Regions from separate parts of the Homo sapiens genome. Here region 2 is linked to region 1. A link is a contact called in ENCODE Hi-C or POLR2A ChIA-PET data. All regions are on one chromosome and are shown on one strand. Each heading gives the region's core, a stretch centred on a gene start or an enhancer-like site at or near the end of the contact. The rest is flanking DNA. Distances are from core to core; before and after follow the strand shown. Region 1 overlaps SPNS2 (SPNS lysolipid transporter 2, sphingosine-1-phosphate). Region 2 holds the start of LINC01996 (long intergenic non-protein coding RNA 1996).

Evidence for each region. A loop is a pair of places that touch in the nucleus more often than their neighbours do. ChIA-PET counts read pairs that join two places held with the same protein, here RNA polymerase II (POLR2A).
Region 2: a map of astrocyte of the cerebellum shows a loop between it and region 1 (8-fold over the local background). The contact joins the promoter of LINC01996 here to the enhancer-like site in region 1. A Hi-C loop is called at or near these places in 1 of 168 maps with a recorded cell type or tissue (astrocyte of the cerebellum). POLR2A ChIA-PET finds 5 or more read pairs at or near these places in 2 of 52 experiments (Caco-2 and H1).

Annotation. Positions count from the first base shown.
Region 1 is chr17:4,533,410-4,540,689 of GRCh38, forward strand. It overlaps SPNS2 (SPNS lysolipid transporter 2, sphingosine-1-phosphate), which reads left to right. Exons shown (of 13, transcript NM_001124758.3): 8 at 1-23; 9 at 379-444; 10 at 2,667-2,765; 11 at 2,854-3,017; 12 at 3,491-3,537; 13 at 4,044-5,626. The coding sequence ends at 3,533. It overlaps MYBBP1A (MYB binding protein 1a), which reads right to left. Exons shown (of 26, transcript NM_014520.4): 25 at 6,939-7,075; 26 at 5,495-6,558. The coding sequence ends at 6,006. Among named protein-coding and RNA genes, the nearest start is that of MYBBP1A, 18 kb to the right of the region's middle. Within about 2 kb of position 4,407, at least 13 of the 41 ENCODE cell types and tissues checked have a DNase peak (open chromatin) inside an H3K27ac peak, as active enhancers do.
Region 2 is chr17:4,606,620-4,613,899 of GRCh38, forward strand. It overlaps LINC01996 (long intergenic non-protein coding RNA 1996), which reads left to right and starts at 3,830. Exons shown (of 2, transcript NR_145431.1): 1 at 3,830-4,214. It overlaps SMTNL2 (smoothelin like 2), which reads left to right. Exons shown (of 8, transcript NM_001114974.2): 8 at 742-1,700. The coding sequence ends at 868.

The DNA.
Region 1 (7,280 bases), core at 3,157-5,656:
AGAGCAGCATCGTAGGAGCCTATGTGAGTGCAGCGGGGGTCAAGGGTGCTGGGGGAGCTGGGCCTGGGCCGCGGGAGGGTCTGGAACAGGACATTCGGTCTGACTTACTGGATGTTCCCTTCCCTCGGGGAGGCTCCTATTCTCTGGCTGCCCCTGCTCATCCCCAGCCTGGCCACACACAGCCTGTCCAGGGCCTCTGGGTGCCTCAGGGCCGTGGGCATGGCTTGAAGTCTCTGGATAGCCCATGAATGGATGTGGGCCCGGGAGGGGTGTGAGGTTTTGTGGGCTCCCTGCCAGCAGCCAGTGTGTAGGGAACAGAGACTGTGGTTGCTGCGGATGGAGGGACCGCTGATGGTGGCTTTGCCTTCTCCCCGGCAGATCTGTATCTTCGTCGGGGAGACGCTGCTGTTTTCTAACTGGGCCATCACTGCAGACATCCTCATGGTGAGCCAGGCAGGCCGAGGTCACCTTGTGCTGCTGACCCAGGCCTCTTGACCTCACAGGGGTGCCTGGGGAGGGCGGGTGAAGGGGCGGGAGAGCTGGTAGGAAGGCAGGCCTGCCAGGAACGTGAACCCAGAGGCAGGGAGGGGATCAGAGAGTTTGGGGTCTGCCTCTGGCCAGGGCTGGAAAACAGGGTTGGGCAGGCAGACAGAGCACCATGTGGAGACTGAGGGGGAGGGGGCATCTCGAGGCTCAGGTTAGTGGCTGGGAGGCTGGCGGTGCCAGGCTGGCACTGAGGTGGCGCTGCCTGCCCGCCCTCCTCCCCCCGCTGGGTCTGAGCATCCATAGGCTCTGCCCTCTCTACTCAGCCTGGCTCCCAGGCGTGCCTGCGGCTGGGGCTGGGCGGACAGAGGCTGTCTTCACAGGGCCAACAATGGGCTCTAGCCCAGCCAGCTGGGGACAAAGGGCTGTCTTGAGCGGCCAGCAGGGGCTTGTGTCCCTGGGTGGGGATGGGAGCACCCTGGGAGGAGCCAGGAGTGGAGCTAGGAGTTCATGGCCCTCTGGGCGTGGCAGGGGTGAGTGTGACACTTGGTCCTGTGCCCAAGGGTCAGCCTGGCCAGGGTCAGGAGGGGACAGGAGAGAGTGTCTGGGAGGTGTCAGGGCAGGCTCTGGGGCAGAGAGGAAGGACTCGGGTGGATTCTCAGGGTGCCCGGGTTTGGGTGCCCCAGCATGGGACAGCCCGGGAGATGAGTGTGCCAGGCACTGCGGCCCCTGCACTTCGGGAAGCCTGCCTTACCCCACCCTGAGCCTCCGGGCGTATCCGCTTCCCCCTGGGGTGGCTCTGTGTCCTCCCGAGTCCATGGGCTGCGGTGGTGGTGGGGAGGCCTGGCGCAGTTCAGAGCCTCAGCACGGAGCCAGGCGGTGGCAGGGGTGCGCCAGGGTCACTGCACAGGCCCAGAGTGAAGGGAGGAGTCCGTGCAGATTAAGTGCTCTTGGTGCTGGGCAGGACCCCCTCTCCTGCCTCCACCCCCAGGGAGCGCCTGACAGCTGCCGGCAGGGTCAGGGTCCCGGGGAAATCGCGTCCCGGTTTATTAAGTGTAACAGTTTATTCCTGCTGGAAACAGGGCCACTCGTTTCATCAGATTCAGGCCCTTTTCCACCCGCCCCCCACCTCTCCCGCAACGGGGTGCCCCGTGGGTGCTGGTTGCTTGCACACAATGCCCACTAAGGCTGGCACTCCAAAGAGGCGAGGCAGCTGGAGCTCGGGGAACAGGGGCTGCCTGGGCACCCACAGAGCTGGCTGTGCCTGTCCCGCCCCCACCCCAGCCCCTCCTGTCTGACTCTGGCCTGCCCAGCTTTGAAGCCAACCTCCTGTAGGTTGGGGCCTGCTTGGTCTGATGGGGGTCTGGGGCCCAGCAGTGCCGGCATTTGGTGCTGAGGGTGCCCGCGGGTGCGAGCGGAGGCTCTTGCAGGCAGGGGCCTGCCTCACCAGCTCCTGTCCCAGGCCAGTCGAGGCCTGGCTTGGTCCTCAGGGAGGGGAACCAAGATGGGTCTTTAGCTTGATGGGAGGTGAGGACAAATGGCTGTGGCGGGGGTTCAGGTTCCCTCGGGAACATGTGCCTCTCTAGACCTCAGTGTCCCCGTGACCCAGGTCCAAGGGCAGAAGCCAAGGCACCCTGGTCTCAGGAATGGAGCAGGAGCCGCGCTGGAGAGGCAGCAGCATGGCCGTTCCTGATGGCTCGGGTACTCCGAGGCTCGGAGGGCTCTGGGCTAATGGCCTCTAGTGACTGGCGCCTGGGCAACCCCCAAAGTATCATTCCTTAACTGCATGTAGCTGGGAGGGAGGTGAAGATTCCAATTTCAGAGGGGTGTGCTGGGGGCACAGCAGGTTTGAGGCCAATGACGCTTTCAGTATGGGGCAGGTCGCAGTGGTCTGGGTTGGAGGTGTGGAAGCCCCTGGGGTGAGGGTGACTGCAGCTGTGTGTGGGTGGGAGGGGCTCAGGGAGGAGAAGGGTGACTGGCAGGAGAGAAGCAGCCAGGCTGGTGGGGTGGGCAGTAGAGGGGACTGTGGGGAGGAGGGCAGGGCCCAGGGGAGAGAGGTGTCAAGACGTAGGGCAGGAGTGAGTCTGAGGGTGTGGGGGCTTCAGAAGTGCCACGGCCCGGGGCCAGGGCCAAGCGCGTGAGCCTTTCTCCTCTGGCCGCTGACCTGCCCGCCTGTTCCGCAGTACGTGGTCATCCCCACGCGGCGCGCCACTGCCGTGGCCTTGCAGAGCTTCACCTCCCACCTGCTGGGGGACGCCGGGAGCCCCTACCTCATTGGCTTTGTGAGTAGCCCCGGGGTGGGGCTGGCCAGGGCAGGCTGGGGGACTGCAGGAGGGCTCTGCCCTGACATCCACCCCCAAATCCTCGCAGATCTCAGACCTGATCCGCCAGAGCACTAAGGACTCCCCGCTCTGGGAGTTCCTGAGCCTGGGCTACGCGCTCATGCTCTGCCCTTTCGTCGTGGTCCTGGGCGGCATGTTCTTCCTCGCCACTGCGCTCTTCTTCGTCAGCGACCGCGCCAGGGCTGAGCAGCAGTGAGTGGGGGGGAGGGGAGGCCCTGCTGCACCGCCGGGAAGCAGGGACCGTGATAGCCACCGTGAGCCCTGCCCTGGGGTGGGGCGGGGAGGGTACAGACCTCCCATGCACTCAGTGCACCCACTGGTTGCTGGGGTCCAGCCCTGAGGCCCAGTGCCAGGGTCAGCCTGGAGCTGTGGGAGGCCACGGGGGTGTCTGGTGGATCCAGACTTGGGTTTGTCTCTGGACTTAGTGGTTTTCAAAGCTGGGGCCCCTCCCCTTCCTCTTACTTTCTGACTTCTTTCTCCTTTCCTCTTTACTCCTCTCTCTCTCCTCTCCCCACCCCTGGGCTCTCCCATCTCCCCCTGGGGCTGACGAGGTCCCTGCCCAGCACCTCCGGTCAGCTGGCCCCCACGACACGATGTGCCAGAGCAGTGCCCGGGCCCGGCCCCCGCTGATGCACCACCCTGACCCCCGCCCGTCTCTCCCCCAGGGTGAACCAGCTGGCGATGCCGCCCGCATCTGTGAAAGTCTGAGGTGGTGAGTGCAGGCCGGGAGGCACGTGGGGGCTCCCTAAGGAAAGGGGAAGGCCAGGGTTAGGCAACAGGGAGCACTTTTCCTCCAGAGTCACCTCCTACCCCAGCACATCCCACCAACTCTGGGCTTTGTCTCTGAAGATGTTGCCAGAATTTACTGATGGAGCCATGGGTGGGACAGCAGGCTGCTCCTTCCAGTAAATTAGCTCCCCTTTCCTTCCTTTCAAGGGCTGGGTGGGGCCTCGCATAGATCAGGGCCAGGACTGGCCAGGAACTCCTCACTCTGTCCGGACTTCTGTTCTCCCAAATCCTCCTGGATGTACCAGGGCCTGACTCCTTGGCCCTTCCCTCTGGGAGTTATAGCTTCCCAGCAGCACGAGACCCAGGGTCACAGCTGCAGGTCCAGGAGAAGGCTTGCGTCTCCAAACAGCAAGAAAAGGGAAGGAGGGAGGGCAGCCTTGGCACAGGCCCCACTAAGCCCCACTGCTGACCTGACACCCCTTTCCCCAGGTGCCATTGGGACAATGAAGAACCCACACTCCCACCTCGTCTGGGAGGTGTCCTACAGCGTCCGGGACCGGCTGGGCTGCCCCAAAGCTTTCTGTGTGATCCACGGCTAGGCACCCACCCTCTCTGGCCCAGGCCTGCTGAGTGGCCCTGGCATCAAGAAGAGGCTGTGTCCTCAGTTACCCTGGAAGGATGTGTGTGTTGGAGCCACACGGTTGGACAGGTTCCCAGCCCTAGGTTTGGGCCGCAGGGCCCCTGGGGCCAAGGAAGAAGACAGCCCCAAGTGGGTGTCCGGGGAGAGCCTGGCCTGCCACCAGCTTATGTGATCTTGGGCAAGTCCCTGCCCTCCCTGGAACGAAGGGCCAGGGGGCTGGACTTTCCCACACAACTTGCTGGGCAAAGCACGATCTGCAGCTTTGAAGACTCAACAGACCCTGGACCATACGGAGAGCAGGTGGCCCAGGCCTCAGGGCGGCAGTCCCGGCTTTGAGGCTCACGCGAGGGCCTGGTATGCAGGGACCACTGCTCAGCTGGGCCTCGGACCTTGGGGATATTGGACGCAACCTGGCAAATGAAGCTGGGCGCCCAAGTCTCTGGGTACTCCCTGGAGGACACTGTCTCACTGTCTCGGGTTGGCTCCCAGCCTGGAGGTCCCAGATGGGGACTGTTCTGACAAGCTGGCATCACCAGGGGTGAAGGCCCTGGCTGCAGCTGTACACCACCTGTGCCCCCAGGCTCAAGGTCTCTGGCAGGTGCACACCAGCCCAACTCTGCAGGGCTTCTCTCCCTGCCACCACCCCCCAAGCCAGGACCCCACTCCTTCCCCGAGGCTGAGCTGAGCCTTTTCCAGGGGCAGGGCCCAGGAGACCATTCCCAGAATCCATGGGGCAGTAGCCAGGGCTCCGGCTGCTGGAGGAAGCAGCTATCCACAAAGCTTCCTGCCCCAGAGCTGAGGCTGAGGCCCCGGGAGAGGCGGCCCCTACCCAAACACTGGCTGCTGGCATTCCACCAAGTGACCCCAGGGGGGGGCCAGGCCTTCGATCACCCACCTCCCATCCATGCACACACCAGGATGCAGCTGCCAACTTCACACCAGCCCCAACCCGCTTTGGGGGAGCTTAGCCCCCTGCGTCACCCACTCCCTGCACTTCTGCTGCAATCAAGGTGGTTCTGGTGCGGGGGTGGGGTGGGGGGTGAGGCCTTGTGGCCAATGGGGGACCCCCCAAGAGCCAGCTTGGACAATGCTCTTCTTGCCCCTTAGTTACTGGCTGGCTGTGGCTTCAGTGGTGTGTAAGCAGGTGGAATACTCACCCACCAAGCTCTGGGGTACCCCGAGGGCCTGACAAGAGGATGGGGTGGGGGTGGCATCCTCCAAAGACCAGCCTCCACCCCCACTCCAGCCTCAGCGGGGCCCCAGCGATGTTTTCTTGTTGTACAAGAACCAGGTCCGAGTGTTGCCTCCTCTTCCTTCCGGAAGCCAAACTGCTCCTTTATTTTTTAGAGCTGCTGATTGTGAATCTCAGAGTCTTAAGAGAGAAGCCAAATATATTCCTCTTGTAAATGAAGAAATAAACCTATTTAAATCACCCCCTGGTGGCTCCCTCACAGCAAAAAAGCCTGGGGGCAAAGAGGTGGCAGGCACGAGAGATGGTCACACCTGCCTGCAGCCAGCACATCAACCTGCACCAACCCAGGCAAACACCAGAGCCCTGGACATGGCCCTGGAGCCAGGGTCCCAGCCCAGAACCGGGGGTGGGGAGGTCTCTGCACCCTGGGACCCCTGCAGGAATGGCTCAGGCTGTGCTTGCCAGAGCAGGATGCCCGGGCAGGCGGCAACAGCCACCCTCCCCAGTGGCAGCGCCTTAGAAACAGCTTGCGTATTAAAATCATGGTTTAAAAAAAAAAAAAAAAAATAGGCGTCTCAGGCAGATGGAGGCAGGGGCTGAGGGGGGCCCGTACCTGTGCTCAGGGCTTCCCTGCCTTCCTCACCTGTGCTTTCTTCTTGGCCCCACTCTGAAGCAGGCTGGGACTCCTGATGACCAAAGACAGCCTTGCCTTTTTCCGTGCCAGCGCGGACAGTGGTGATTTGCCCAAGACCCCCTTTTTGGGAAGAGCCTTCTGATGCTGCTTTTGGCCTGCAGGTTCCGTGGGGGACCCGGGAGCTCCATTCACCTGGGACGGCTTCTGGTTTTTCTTCTGCAGTTTTGGGGATTTGGCAGGGGTGCTGGGGCTCCGGGTGGGGGCGCCAGGGGCTGGACTCTTGGTGGTTGGCGTCCCGTTTGCCTGGGCTGGGACCTTAGCCTTTGTCCTGTTCCTCTTCTTCCTGCCCATGCTGGGGGGCTGGCTCCCGCCGGTGGCTGCAGGTGTGCCATCCTCCGCTGGCGTGCCATCCTCTGACTTGCGTTTCTTGCGCTTCTTCGTCTCTGGCAAGAATCCCTTTTTCTTCCGCTTCTTACTGATGGGGCTCTGGGTGGCACTGGGGATCTCCTTGGCATCCTTCTTCTCCAACTTGGGGCGCCTGAAGGGAAGTGAGCAAGGTTAGAAGGTGCCCATCGAGGGCAGCAGCCACCGCCACCGCGACTGCTACCTCCACCTGGATTCTGAGGGTCCTCTGAGGCCCCTAGGTTCTGTGAGGCCCCTATGAGGGTCCCGTGAGGGTCCTATGAGGGTCCTGCGAGGCCCCTGGGTCCTGCGAGGGTCCTGCGAGGCTCCTGCGAGGGTCCTGTGAGGGTCCTACAGCTCCCACATCTGAGAATGCGCTTGAGTGCATGTGTGTGCAGCAGCATGCGTGTGCAGTGTGCGTGTGCAGCAGCGTGTGTGCAGCGTGTGTGTGTGTGCAGCAGCGTGAGGGTGTTCCCAGCCCCTACCCAAGGTGTGTGTCCCCCTCCCAGAACCTACTGGACTCCCAGGGTTTTCATGGCCTGCCAGTAGAGGTCGTGCAGGCGGCTGGAGCCGGTGGAGTGTGCCCCCTGCTGTAGGCTCTGCTGTTGCCCCTGCAGCACACCCAGGAGCACCGTCAGGTCCAAGGTCAGCTTCTGCAGAGGGTGGGAAGGCAGAGCTGTGGGGCCACAGAGGGCGGGGCCTCTCGCGGGCTCCCAGTCTTCCCACCTCTGCCCTGTTGCTGCCTCACCAGTGACCCCTGCCCCTTCCTGGGCCTCAGCCTCTCCTTCTGCCTGTTAAGTCATCCGTGTCTCTTACCGAGGGAGGAAACACGCGCCCCAGGTGTTGGTTCTCCTCCTT
Region 2 (7,280 bases), core at 2,580-5,079, 73 kb after region 1:
CTGGGCCGGGCGTGGTGTCTCACGCCTGTAATCACAGCACTTTGGGAGGCCAAGGCAGGTGGATCACCTGAGGTCAGGAGATCGAGACCAGCCTGGCCAACATGGTGAAACCTTGTCTCTACTAAAAATACAAAAAAAAAATTAGCCAGGCGTGGTGGCAGACACCTGTAATCCCAGCTACTCGGGAGGCTGAGACAGGAGAATCACTCGAACCCGGGAGGCAGAGGTTGCAGTGAGCCAAGATTGTGCCACTGCGCTCCAGCCTGGGCAACAAGAGCAAAACTCTGTCTCAAAAACAAAACAAAAAAACAAACAACTAGCTGGGCATGGTGGTGTGTGCCTGGAATCACAGCTACTTGGGAAGACAAGGCGTGAGGATCACTTGGGCCTAGGAGATCGAGGCTGCAATAAGCTAGGATCGTGCCTCTGTACTCATGCCTGGGCAACAGAGCAAGCCCCTGTCTCTAAAAAAAAAACCCAAATTAAATAAAGTAAGTCTGTTTAAATGAAAACATGAATTGTACAGGTGGCTCATAAATCTGGGAGTTTGGGAAACATTGTATTGGAGTCAGTGACTCCAAGGGTTCTGCCAGGGTTATCTGAATTCCCCGCTGGTGGGTCCTTGGGAACCTCTGGCTGCCGGCTGAGCTCTGTTCCCGGGACCGAGACACCGGCCCTGTCGCGGCTGTGGGGCTGGCTGATGGCTGGGACCACCGTTCTGACGGGGCTTGTGTGTTTCAGGAATCTGGCCAACTGTGAGCGCCTCATCGAAGTGGAGGACATGATGGTGATGGGCCGCAAGCCGGACCCCATGTGTGTCTTCACCTACGTCCAGTCGCTGTACAACCACCTGCGTCGCTTCGAGTAAAGCCCCTGAGCCTGGATTGCCAAAGAGCAGCCCCAGGAAGAGGCCGGGGGTCCGCTTGCGATTCCCCAGCCAGGATGCCCCCAGGAGCCTTGCCGTTTGGTGTGAGCGCGCTGTTTGTTCTGTGGCATGTGACGGCACTCCCCTTCGAGCCCAGCTGTGTTACTGATTAAAAGTACTGCTGAGCTGTGGTCCGACAGCACTGATCACAGCCAAGGGCTTGGAGGAAAAGGAAAAATTATGAGAGAGAGAGAGACATTGGTGCTAAGTAATGATCTTCCTAAAGAAATGCTTGTGTTTATAGCTTCCAGAATGCTAATCTACAATTTTCCCTCTGGTGAATTCGATACATCGGCTTTACAGGGTTACAGTGATTACCAAGTGTTTTTTTTTATCAAAATACCCAGAGTTTTTTACTTCCTCACGCGATTGTAGGTTCCTCTCCTCCCTCCCTCTGGGCCACTGCCAGGAAACAGAGAGACCGCTTAATCAGCAGCTTGACAAAGAAGACCTCAAGTCTTGGGAAGAAACAGTTTAATCACTCCCAAGTCCTGGGCAACAGATGACCTTCAAGTCACCTCCGCTCTCCGGGGAGATGGGAAGGCTCTCCTCTCGGTCCCAAAGTCCTCCTGTTCTTCCCAGGAGGCCCCACAAGTGTTTGGCTAAGCACAGGCTCTCGGGAATTTAACACTTTTGGGGAAGGAATAGGCCCTTTGTGCTGAGAGAGAGTTTTTATTCACATCTTTTTTAGGGGATTTGCTGCAGATATTTATAAAAAGTAACTCCCTCTGTACCACTGACCCATTTATACATAAAAAAGATGTGTTGAATTTTGCTTGGGGTTTGTCATTTCTGTTTAGGAGATGGGAGTTCTGTGAATAAGAGACTTTGCACACCTTCCAAGTGAATATCCACTACATTCCACCCCTGTTCCTGCACTTAAATCACTGGCCTGGAAAGCTGAAGATGGCATTTGCTGTCATCTCTGATCATCTCTGAGTGTGCCTGTCTCCCATCTCCATGTTGTGGAAGGAGCGTCAACAGAAAGTTCCCCTTGAGATCCGTCCTCTGGATGTAGACCGCAGTGTTTGTGATAAACAGTGGCCCAAGACAGCAGGGTTTGGGGTGGTCCCGCACTTGGAGGAAGCCCATCAAGGAACGTTGGTTTATTTTCACAGCTGTTTGGTGGTAGGACTTTCATAGAAAAATCTTGAGATTCTATAGAGCTCCAGCCATTAGCTTATTCTCAGCCAAGAATCATTGTATAATTGGGTTGGATTTTAGCCATGCACTTCTAAACCTTCCCTTTAAGGAGCGGATCTGTGTCTTCACCTCATGCAGCCGGCTCTCAACACCAGTGCCTGTGTGCCTTTGTGGGGTCCCACGTGTCCCTTGGGTGGTATATTGGGGGGTGGGCAGGAGATCCCTGGGGGTGTCAGGAGGAACATGGCAGAGCCTGCAGGTGGGTGAGCAGTATTCTCCATGGATTGGTTGGTCCAGGCTGCAGTCTTGCCCTCTCTCTCGGATTCTCCCACTCTGGAAACCATTCCCTTGCTAGCTCTCTCGTCTCTTGTACGCTTGGGGAGGTGAGACCTATTATTAACAGGACACATAACTGAAGGTTAGGGTTTCAAACCTGAAGCCAATCTGGGAACACAAGGGCTCTGTAAAAAGCATGGCTATATGTTACTGAGTCCTCGCACACGTTAAATGGAGCTCTCCCGAGTTGCAGACATGGCCGTACGCTCTGCGCATGAAACAGAGCAGATCCTGCCAGAATGCAGAACAATTTCTTTTAAACTTTAGGAATGGTGTCCCTCATGTCTCACATTCAGAATGAGACAGACTCGAGTTTTTAAAGTTGGTTCCATGATGTTCTTGTCTGTGGTCTTTGTTGGGGGTGGGGGGTGAGAGATCATAAGACAGTTTGTGAGTTTCAAACATGATTTTACCTCTAAGACAAAGCATGAGAAGAAAATCCAGGAAGGTCTCACAATCCTAAGATATTTGGAAACCACCGTTTTAGGTCGGGGTTACGTGAATGTTCCCCATTTGTGAGACCCAATTTCATCTTGCTTTCTACCCTGGTATGGAGGAATTCACATCTTTTTTCCCCTTTCCCGAGAGAATTATTTCTTGGAGCTGCTCATAAGAGTCTTCTGTTTTTCCAGATAGATTCCTTCACCTGGATTTTGTTAAACTTATTAAGTCGGACCAAATTGGCTTGTGTGTTTCCCTGAAGTGAACGTTTCACCAGAGCCACGATGGGTTTTAGCTTTTCTGATAGCTGATGGATATTTTTCAAGGCAAGCGAGAGCCTATAAGCACTTTCTGAATATGACAGAGCACATGCTGGTGAGAGGAGACCGCACAGGCCAGGTGTTTGGGGAACAGTTTGTTAAAGCCAATGAATTTCGCAAATGTGCTAGATGATGAAGAGTTCTCAGCTTTCCCGGTTGCAGTGATCAGAACTCTGTAACTGGAGACCGGTGTGAGAGAAGATTTTATTCTCTGCCATCATGACCGGGTCTATACGACTGCAGGCAATTGCACAGAAGACTAGAAATGCTGATTCAGTTGGTCAGTTTGGGGTGGGACATCTTACCAGTCCAGCAGAACCAACTCTGGCTTGGGTTTTTCTAGCTGGTGACAGGTGACCAACTCATTCTGATGAGTTGATTACGCCTGTGGACGTGGCCCACTTGATTTATTTTTTCTCCCTCTGTTAGCTGTGCTCTCCCAACCACCTGATAAATGGACCCAGTATGATTATTTCTGAGCCATCTTATCTCTCTCACTTTTAAAGCTTGGATTGGGTTTGCTTTTAGAGCTTTTGATCTCTTATCTCTTGGTTCTTGGACTTGCTTTGATACCAAACAGCCCTCATAGTCTTTTGAAAGAACACCTTAAAAATTCCTAGGCTGGGCGCGGTGGCTCATGCCTGTAGTCCTAGCACTTTGGGAGGCCGAGACAGGACAAATATTTGAGCTCTGGAGTTTGAGACCAGCCTGGGCAACAGAGTGAGACTCTGTCTCTACAGAAAGTTTTAAAATTAGCCAGGTGTAGTGACACATGCTTGTAGTCCCCATTACTTGGAAGGCCAAGGCGGGAGGATGGCTTGAGCCTGGGAGGTCAAGGCATCAGTGAGCGATGGTTGTGCCACTGCCTGGAGATAGAGTGAGACCCTGTCTCAAAAAAGAAAGAAAGAAAGAAAGAAAAATCCCTAAGACCTGACCTGCCTACTCCCTAGAAAGCACCAAATAAGGAAAAGCACTCCGGAAGAATGAAGCTAAGAAGGCTGTGCTCTCTGAGGCATCCGGGCAGCCTTCACTGGAGGGACAAGGTCCAGGTAGGTGGGATGACAAGCTGGGAAGGGGCCCTGAACCAGAGGCAGGTGATGTGGGTGGTGGCACCAGAGAGACACCAGACAGTGTTACCGTAGGTCTTGACTGTCCACCTTCATTCCTGAAGTTGATCCAGCTTTCTTACTGTCACGTAGGTGGATATAAAATCGATCTTTAGGGTTCTGATTTTTTGTTTGTTTTTGTTTTTTTTGAGACGGAGTCTCACTCTGTCACCCAGGCTGGAGTGCAGTGGCACAATCTTGGCTCACTGCAACCTCCACCTCCCAGGTTCAAGCGATTCTCGTGCCTCAGCCTCCTGTGTAGCTGGATGTACAGGCGCCCGCCACCATGCCAGGCTAATTTTTGTATTTTTAGTACAGACGGGGTTTCACCATGTTGGTCAGGCTGGTCTCGAACTCCTGACCTCAAGTGATCCGCCTGCCTTGGCCTCCCAAAGTGCTGGGATTACAGGCATGAGCCACTGCGCCCGGCCGGGGATCTGAGTTTTAATCACTCCCAGTGCAAGCGTCCTTATCTGGTTTGCAGACTGAGTGGCATTTGTGCTGCCGAGGCTCTTCCTGGCTTGCCCTCCTCTCTGGCTGTTGCTTTCCCTCCTCTGTTCATTAGAGCCTCCTCTCCTCGGCTTGTTGCTCCTATGTGCTGTGACCTAAGCTCTATGCTCCTTCTTCTACATTAGGGTTCATAGCCCAGGACTTTGGGGAGTCTGTGGATGTCCAAATTGAGTGTTTTACCTCAATTTGGTTGAGGTTGCAGTGAGCCGAGATTGAGCCATTGCACTCCAGCCTGGGCAACAAGAGTGAAACTCTGTCTCAAAAAATTGTATTTCTGGCCGGGCGCGGTGGCTCACGCCTGTAATCCCAGCACTTTGGGAGGCCGAGGCAGACGAATCACGAGGTCAGGGGATCGAGACCATCCTGGCTAGTACGGTGAAACCCCCGTCTCTACTAAAAATACAAAAAATTAGCTGGGCGTGGTGGCGGGCGCCTGTAGTCCCAGCTACTCAGGAGGCTGAGGCAGGAGAATGGCGTGAACCCGGGAGGAGCTTGCAGTGAGCGGAGATCGTGCCACTGCACTCCAGCCTGGGCGACAGAGCGAGACTCCATCTCAAAAAAAAAAAAAACATATATTTCTTTGATGTTTACTGGCTGGCATTCTTCTGTAAAGAAAGTCTTTCCCTCCCTCCAACTCAGTTTTTGAGTGTTCCTGGAGGCCCATGGATTTTTTTTTTTAATTCAATGTGTTGTAATCGCTTACTGTTATAATTTTTTTTGATGCTCAAACTGTTCAGAGGGAGAAGACAGCTCTTGTGTCTTTTTGCCATATTCCCATGGTTCTTTGAGCATTTTATTTTCTTTTACTTTTTTGAGACAGAGTCTCACTCTGTTGCCCAGGCTGGAGTGCAGTGGCGTGATCTCAGCTCACTACAACCTCCACCTCCCAGGTTCAAGCGATTCTCGTGCCTCAGCCTCCTGAGTAGCTGGAACTACAGGCATAAGCCACCACGCCTGGCTAATTTTTATATTTTTAGTAGAGACGGGGTTTCACCATGTTGGCCAGGCTGGTCTTGAACTCCTGACCTCAGGTGATCTGCCCACCTCGGCCTCCCAAAGTGCTGGGATTACAGGCGTGAGCCACCGTGCCCGGCCTTTGGGCACATTCTTGCTTTCTGGCACAAGGCGCTCCAGACTGACCTTTTACTTTCCTTGCCCCAACTGTGGAATCAGTCATTTATTCAGATCCTGGTCTCTTGTGGTGGAGAATTTTTATTTCCCAATGAAGGTCCAGGGACTTGGTGTGCCGGTTTTGCTGGGTGTCCTGCTTCTAGGCCCTTGCAGTGAACAGAGCTAAGATGTTTTAGAAGAGCCTGCAAGTATACTGAAACCTCCAGCTTCAATTCAGCACCACAGGCCTCATCTGTACATTAGTCCCTATTTTTCCTTTTTTCAAACCATCCTGATTCCCAACAATTTCAATACACTTACGGATTTCTTCTGTACCGCAATGTCCAAATTCTGAAACAGTAGTTTCCGAATTCTTAAACTGATGTCACTGCCAACAACAAACCCACCAAGTAAGGTTTGGGATTTCCCTTCAGCCCCTTTCCCCACCTTTGGGTATATTCCCTAAGGGTGCACAGGGTGCTGGATTCAAAAGTTACTTGAGGCTGGGCACGGTGGCTCACGCCTGTAATCCCAGCACTCTGGGAGGCCGAGGCAGGCGGATCACTTGAGGCCAGGAGTTCAAGACCAGCCTGGCCAACATAGCGAAACCCTGTCTCTACTAAAAATACAAAAATTAGCCGGGCATGGTGGTACATGCCTGTAATCCCAGCTACTAGGGAGGCTGAGGCAGGAGAATTGCTTGAACCAGGACCTGGGAGGCGGAGGTTGCAGTGAGCCAAGACCACGCCACTGCACTCCAGCACACGAAGTGACAGAGTGAGACCCTGTTTCAAAAAAAAAAAAAAAGAAATAAAAGTTACTTGAATTATTTTCTCTTGGAAACCATGTTATGAATTTGATATGCATGAGGTTGACTTGATTCTGTTTGTATTCAATTAAAGGTTTGTTTCCATCATTTTTATTTTCTTTTTTTGACTATGTAAATACTTCACCTAGGTCAAAAGTCAAAACTCTACAAAAAGGTATATTCCCATTCCCATTCCTCCATCTGTTCCCACCCTTAGTCTCTGTTTTCTCCTCCTTGCCTGTCTTCTCCCTTCCTCCTTTTCTTTTTACCTTCCTTCCACAACAATAAGCAGGTATATATCTATCATTTCACAGAGATCCTTCTCGTCCTTTTTTTCTTTTTCTTTTTCTTTTTTTGAGATGGAGACTTGCTCTGGAGTGCAGTGGTGCAATCTCAGCTCACTGCAACCTCCACCTCTTAGGTTCAAGCGATTCTCCTGCCTCAGCCTCCCAAGTAGCTGGGACCACAGACACCCGCCACCACGCCTGGCTAATTTTTGTATTTTTGATAGAGACGGGGTTTCACCATGTTGGCCAGGCTGGTCTCGAACTCCTGACCTCAGATGATCCGCCTGCCTTGGC